Linked DNA regions of Homo sapiens: region 2 is linked to region 1. Evidence: chromatin contacts called from ENCODE Hi-C or POLR2A ChIA-PET data. All regions are on one chromosome and are shown on one strand. The core of a region is the stretch at or near the end of the contact, and the rest is flanking DNA. Distances in the headings are between cores, read along the strand shown. Region 1 holds the start of ANKRD40 (ankyrin repeat domain 40). Region 2 holds the start of PPP1R9B (protein phosphatase 1 regulatory subunit 9B).

Evidence for each region. Hi-C counts contacts between places; a loop is a spot of excess contacts on that map. ChIA-PET counts read pairs that join two places held with the same protein, here RNA polymerase II (POLR2A). Pooled maps may share reads with other maps.
Region 2: a map of naive thymus-derived CD4-positive, alpha-beta T cell shows a loop between it and region 1 (4-fold over the local background). The contact joins the promoter of PPP1R9B here to the promoter of ANKRD40 in region 1. A Hi-C loop is called at or near these places in 1 of 168 maps with a recorded cell type or tissue (naive thymus-derived CD4-positive, alpha-beta T cell), 4 of 37 single-sample maps with no recorded cell type and 12 of 50 pooled maps. POLR2A ChIA-PET finds 5 or more read pairs at or near these places in 2 of 52 experiments (OCI-LY7 and activated B cell).

Annotation. Positions count from the first base shown.
Region 1 is chr17:50,706,540-50,709,257 of GRCh38, reverse strand. ANKRD40 (ankyrin repeat domain 40) reads left to right here and starts at 1,344. Exons shown (of 5, transcript NM_052855.4): 1 at 1,344-1,737. The coding sequence starts at 1,604. RefSeq lists silencers at 1,399-1,608, 1,739-2,008.
Region 2 is chr17:50,149,300-50,152,092 of GRCh38, reverse strand. PPP1R9B (protein phosphatase 1 regulatory subunit 9B) reads left to right here and starts at 1,416. Exons shown (of 10, transcript NM_032595.5): 1 at 1,416-2,793. The coding sequence starts at 1,580. All of the region lies in intron 1 of LOC124904025 (a long non-coding RNA gene), which reads right to left. RefSeq lists an enhancer at 751-1,045 and silencers at 1,056-1,145, 1,216-1,305, 1,955-2,064.

The sequences.
Region 1 (2,718 bases), core at 95-2,594:
CCGAACACCAGCCTGGGCAACAGAGTGAGACTCTGTCTCAAAAACAAGCAAACAAAAACAACAAGCCACTACCTACTCCCATGTCACTGAAATTGTGTTGAAGGACTCAAATCCAGTGCCATACACATCAGTTTCAGATAGAGTATCATGCTGGATGTGAGAATTAAAATTTAAATTGGGGGAACAAATGAAAATGTAAGCTCAAGCAGGGTTACAATTTGCCATGGGGGTCAATTTAAGTGTGTAGTCAGTTTATATTCAGCACCACCTGGTGTGCACTGTGTACTGTGTGAATTACTGTATCATACTAAACAAACAGACATTGGTTTTTCTTAAACTGTAGCAAGAAAAATGCTTGCTGTGCAGATCCCAGCAGCCCCAAGAGACGGAAATGAAAACTCCATGCCTAAATTTATCCCTTCCTATTTCATCTCTCCTTGTTCAGGCCTTCCTCCCTTCCTCCCCAGGGCTATTTCCTTAATCTTGACCCCATCTGTAAAGTTCCATCCTGTGCCACATCGGAGGATCTCTTCAGGGCACCTGGGCTCAACAAAACAATATTTCCTTTTTCTCCCACTGGGTATAAAACAGTGCCAACTGAGGCTCTGAGCCTCATTAGATAGATCGGGCAAGAAGTGAAGCAAAATGCTGTTTACATGTACACCACAGCTCTTCCCAGAGCACTTGGAATCAGGACCAGGACACCTCCAAAGCCTCTTTGGTGTTTTTCCTTTCTTTTCTCCTTATATGGCCTTCATGAAGAGTAACTAATTACAATCTGTAAGCAGTAATTACAGTTCATAAACTGTGAGCACAATATAAATATTTTTCCTGAAAGCCAGGTTAGAAGAAATCCTGTCTAAAATGAGATGTAAAACAACAACAATTGAAATAAATATTCTAACTGAATTGTCCCCAAGCACTGTCAAAAAGAAGAAGAGTCTAATCTATCTCTGTAATAATGGGCGTATTATAGTAGGATCGTTTTCAGCCCATTTCCCCATCCTGCTGGGCACGAATTGGCTCAGATAAGGAAAAGGAGCCAACCAAACTGGGGGAAAATAACAAAAAAACCCCAAATCCCAATAAAAAGAACCCACCAATTATTTTGGATGCCTGGTAAACAGCCTGCACCAGAGGATAAGGCTTTTCTGGCCCTCAGCTATGCTTTTTTCTCTTTTCATGTGTCTTGTCCTCCTCCCTTGAAACTGCGGGGTGGGGAAGTCTAAAAATAGTCAATGAATCATGGCATATAATATTGTGCAGTAGTTACATAAACAGCCAGCCCGGGCGCCGGAGCCCCGGGTCGGAACGGAAAATATCTGGGTCAGCGTTGTCACACTGAACAGGGTCCCCCGGAGCCGGCCTTCGGGAGGCGCGGCCCGGGAGGAGGCCTGGGCCTGCGGGCCGGGAGCAGCAGGGGCGGCCCGCGGGAGGGAGCGGAAGTCCCGGGGCGGGCGCGGGCAGCGGCGCGAGCAGGGCGGGCGAGTTCCGCGCTCCCTCCCCATGGCCGGGAGCGGGCCGCGGCGACGGCGGCGGCGCTGACAGGCCCCGGGCGGGGCGGGGCAGGCGGGCCTGGGCGGGGGCCTGGGGCTGTGGGAAGATGAACGCCCTCCTAGAGCAGAAGGAGCAGCAGGAGAGGCTGCGGGAGGCCGCGGCCTTAGGGGACATTCGGGAGGTGCAGAAACTGGTGGAGAGCGGGGTGGATGTGAACTCCCAAAATGAGGTCAACGGCTGGTAAGTGGGGAGCGGGGGAGGCCTAGGGTCAGGGCAGCCGGTCGGAAGGCGTGGGGCAGTCAGTCGCGACCTGGGCCCAGCGCGGGACGCCTGGCTACGGCGAGGCCTGCCACCTCGGGCCTCCGAGATTGTGCTCTCTTGAGGCCAGCCCTGGCCCCCATGCCTCGTGCGGTCGGGAGCGCGTCCTGCCCAAATCCCGGCCCACGTGGTCCACTCGGGGCAGCGCCCACTGGGACTCTGGTGCCCTACCCCCTTCCCCCGCGCTCCCGGCTCACTTGGTCAGAGCGGTGCTGGAGGCAGTGATTCTCAGCGACTATGCGTTGGAGCTCACCCCAATTCGAGTGTTGAGTTAATTTGCCGTAGGTGCTTCTGGAGAACGCATCTTGCAGAGCTAAAAGCATAAGCAACTGAGCAAATATGAATTTTATAAACTAGCACGATTTCCTTAGCCAAGACCAGGAAAAAAAAACACATTTGCATCACCATTCTGCTTCTCTGTTGTTTCACTGCAACCGATTTGCTGCTGCTGCCTGTAGTTGCCTGTTTGAGGGAAAACTCATTTGTTTATCCTATCGATTATTTTCTTTCTTTTTTTTTTTTTTTTTTTTTTTTTTTTTGAGACAGGGTCTTGCCCTGTCGCCCAGGGTGGAGTGCAGTGGCATAGTCTCGGCTCACTGCAACTTCTACCTCCCCGGCTCAGGTGATCCTCCTGCCACAGCCTCCCAAATAGCTGGGAATACAGGCACGCGCCCCCACACCCGGCTAATTTTTTTTTTTTTTTTTTTTGGTATTTTTGGTAGAGATGGGGCCAGGTTGGTCTCAAACTCCTGGCCTCAAGTGATCCACCCGCCTCAGCCTCCAAAAGTGCTGGGATTACAGATGTGAGCCTACCGTTCCTGGCCAGTTTTCTTATTACAATTTCAAATACAGAATGTCACCCAAGACTTTAGATGTCTGCCTGCAGATTGAATTCTTCCCAAT
Region 2 (2,793 bases), core at 167-2,666, 560 kb after region 1:
GGGATGTGTGGAATGAACCAGCTCACCTGGACCTGTCCAGAGGGCGGACTCTCACACCCAGGGCCCAGGCAGCGCCAGCACCCTAGCTGTGTATGCGGGGGGTGCAGAGGGCATCAAACAGCTTTCTGGGTTGCCAGGACAGGGGATGTGTAAGTCACTGTCACCCTCCCCACCCCCCCACCCCAACCGGAACACAGTGGCCAGGATCCTTTAAATCAGAGACCCAAGTTAGAGCTCTCACTGGCGAAACTTTGGCCCCAGGCCTCTCGAATTCCTGCTCCCAAACCCTTCCTTCCGGTTTGAGAGGCAGGAGTGCCAGGGTAGGGGCCTGAAGACGGGTGCACAGCAGACAGGCGACAGGACATCCTTTCCAGACTTCGGCAGTTTTGGTGATCCCCTGCTACTTGGATGACGGGGTTCACCTCCTTTCTTCACCACCCCTCCCCCACCATCGAAAGGTCACCAGCGCTGGACCAAGGTTTCACACCTCCAAGGGGGCCAAAGATTGCCTGTAGTGAAGTGTTAAAATGCAGATTCCTGGGTTCAGCCTCGGAGATTCTCCTTCACAAGGTTCGAGAGAGATCCCAGAAATCTGCATTTTTACCAAGTGCCCAGCGATTCTGATGCTAAAGGCTTGAAGCACACCGAAGAGCTAGCTCCGAGGACACTGAAGAATGAACCTCTGCCCCTCCCTACAAACCCCCTCCCCTCACACTGAGACCATCGTGGATGTACTGCCTCCCCCCAATATTTCATGGAGGTGCGGTTCTGTGGGTTGTGACCGCAGTCAGAAGTTGTGATGGAAGCAGGTTGAAGAGTGCTGGCCAACGTCCGGGGGCAGCGGAAGGCTCTCCGCGAGGGCTGGGGAGGGGAGGGGATCCGTTCGGGTGGAGGGGAAGGGGAGGGCTCACAGGCTCCGGCCCCGGAAATCCGATCCCTTTAGGACCCAGAGGTGCCAGTCCCCCAGCGGCGGCTGCGAGAAGGGCAGCCGCTCGGTCTCCGGCAGCCGCCGCTCGGGCAAAGCCAGAGAAAGACCGAGGCTCGGGGCACGGGGGGGAGGGAGGGAGGGAGGGAGGCGCGGCGGCGGAGCGGCCCGGGCCGGCGGAGCAGCCATGGGCGTTGGGGTGCCGGGCCCCCCGAGAGCCGAGGCCTCCGGCCGGACTGGGGGACGCCCGGGCTGCCAGCCCCGCTGACACCGTCTCGGACGATGTGAGCCGGCGACACCGCGGCTGCTTCGCGGGCAGGGCGCGCGCTCCCACCGGCCCCAGACGCCGCTTTGCTAATTTGGGTGGGGGCGACCGTACCAGGCCGCTCGGGCTTTTGAAGCGGGGCTGGCTGTCTTCGGCAGCTTGATTGGGGGAGGCGACCCACACACAGGGCGCTTGGAGATTTTTTTTTTTTCATTTTTTTTTTTAAAGCGGGATTAACTGTTTTTGGCAGCTTGGTTTTGGGGGGACCCTAAAAAAGGCCTTCGGGGTTTCTTTTATCGGGGGGAGGGGGCGGTGGTCCCGACTTGGCCAGCCGCCTGTTGAAGCGGGGGAGCGGGGAGCAGGGGCATGCGAACCCGGCTCCCCCCACCATGATGAAGACGGAGCCACGGGGGCCCGGGGGTCCCCTCCGGAGCGCCTCCCCGCACCGCAGCGCCTACGAGGCGGGCATCCAGGCGCTGAAGCCGCCCGACGCGCCCGGGCCCGACGAGGCACCCAAGGGGGCCCACCACAAGAAATATGGCTCCAACGTCCACCGCATCAAAAGTATGTTCCTGCAGATGGGCACGACGGCGGGGCCCTCGGGCGAGGCGGGCGGCGGCGCGGGCCTGGCCGAGGCCCCACGGGCGTCCGAGCGCGGCGTGCGCCTGTCGCTGCCGCGGGCCAGCAGCCTGAACGAGAACGTGGACCACAGCGCCCTGCTGAAGCTGGGCACCAGCGTGTCGGAGCGCGTGAGCCGCTTCGACTCCAAGCCCGCGCCCTCCGCGCAGCCTGCGCCGCCGCCGCACCCGCCGTCCCGGCTGCAGGAGACGCGGAAGCTGTTCGAACGGAGCGCCCCAGCGGCCGCAGGCGGCGACAAGGAGGCCGCGGCGCGGCGGCTGCTGAGGCAGGAGCGCGCCGGCCTGCAGGACCGGAAGCTGGACGTCGTGGTGCGCTTCAACGGCAGCACCGAGGCGCTGGACAAGCTGGACGCTGACGCCGTGTCCCCCACGGTCAGCCAGCTCAGCGCCGTCTTCGAGAAGGCCGACTCGAGGACCGGCCTCCACCGCGGGCCCGGGCTCCCCAGGGCCGCAGGGGTTCCCCAGGTCAACTCGAAGCTGGTCAGCAAGCGGTCCCGGGTGTTCCAGCCCCCGCCGCCGCCGCCGCCCGCCCCGTCGGGGGATGCCCCGGCCGAGAAAGAGCGATGCCCCGCAGGGCAGCAGCCCCCGCAGCACCGAGTGGCCCCTGCCCGGCCGCCCCCCAAGCCCCGGGAGGTGCGCAAGATTAAGCCGGTGGAGGTGGAGGAGAGCGGGGAGTCGGAGGCCGAGTCGGCGCCCGGGGAGGTGATCCAGGCCGAGGTTACGGTCCACGCGGCCCTGGAGAATGGCAGCACCGTGGCAACTGCAGCCAGCCCCGCGCCCGAGGAGCCAAAGGCCCAAGCGGCCCCGGAGAAGGAGGCGGCGGCGGTAGCGCCGCCAGAGAGGGGGGTGGGCAATGGCCGGGCCCCGGACGTGGCCCCTGAGGAGGTAGATGAATCCAAGAAGGAGGACTTCTCGGAGGCGGACTTGGTGGACGTGAGCGCCTACAGTGGGCTCGGGGAGGACTC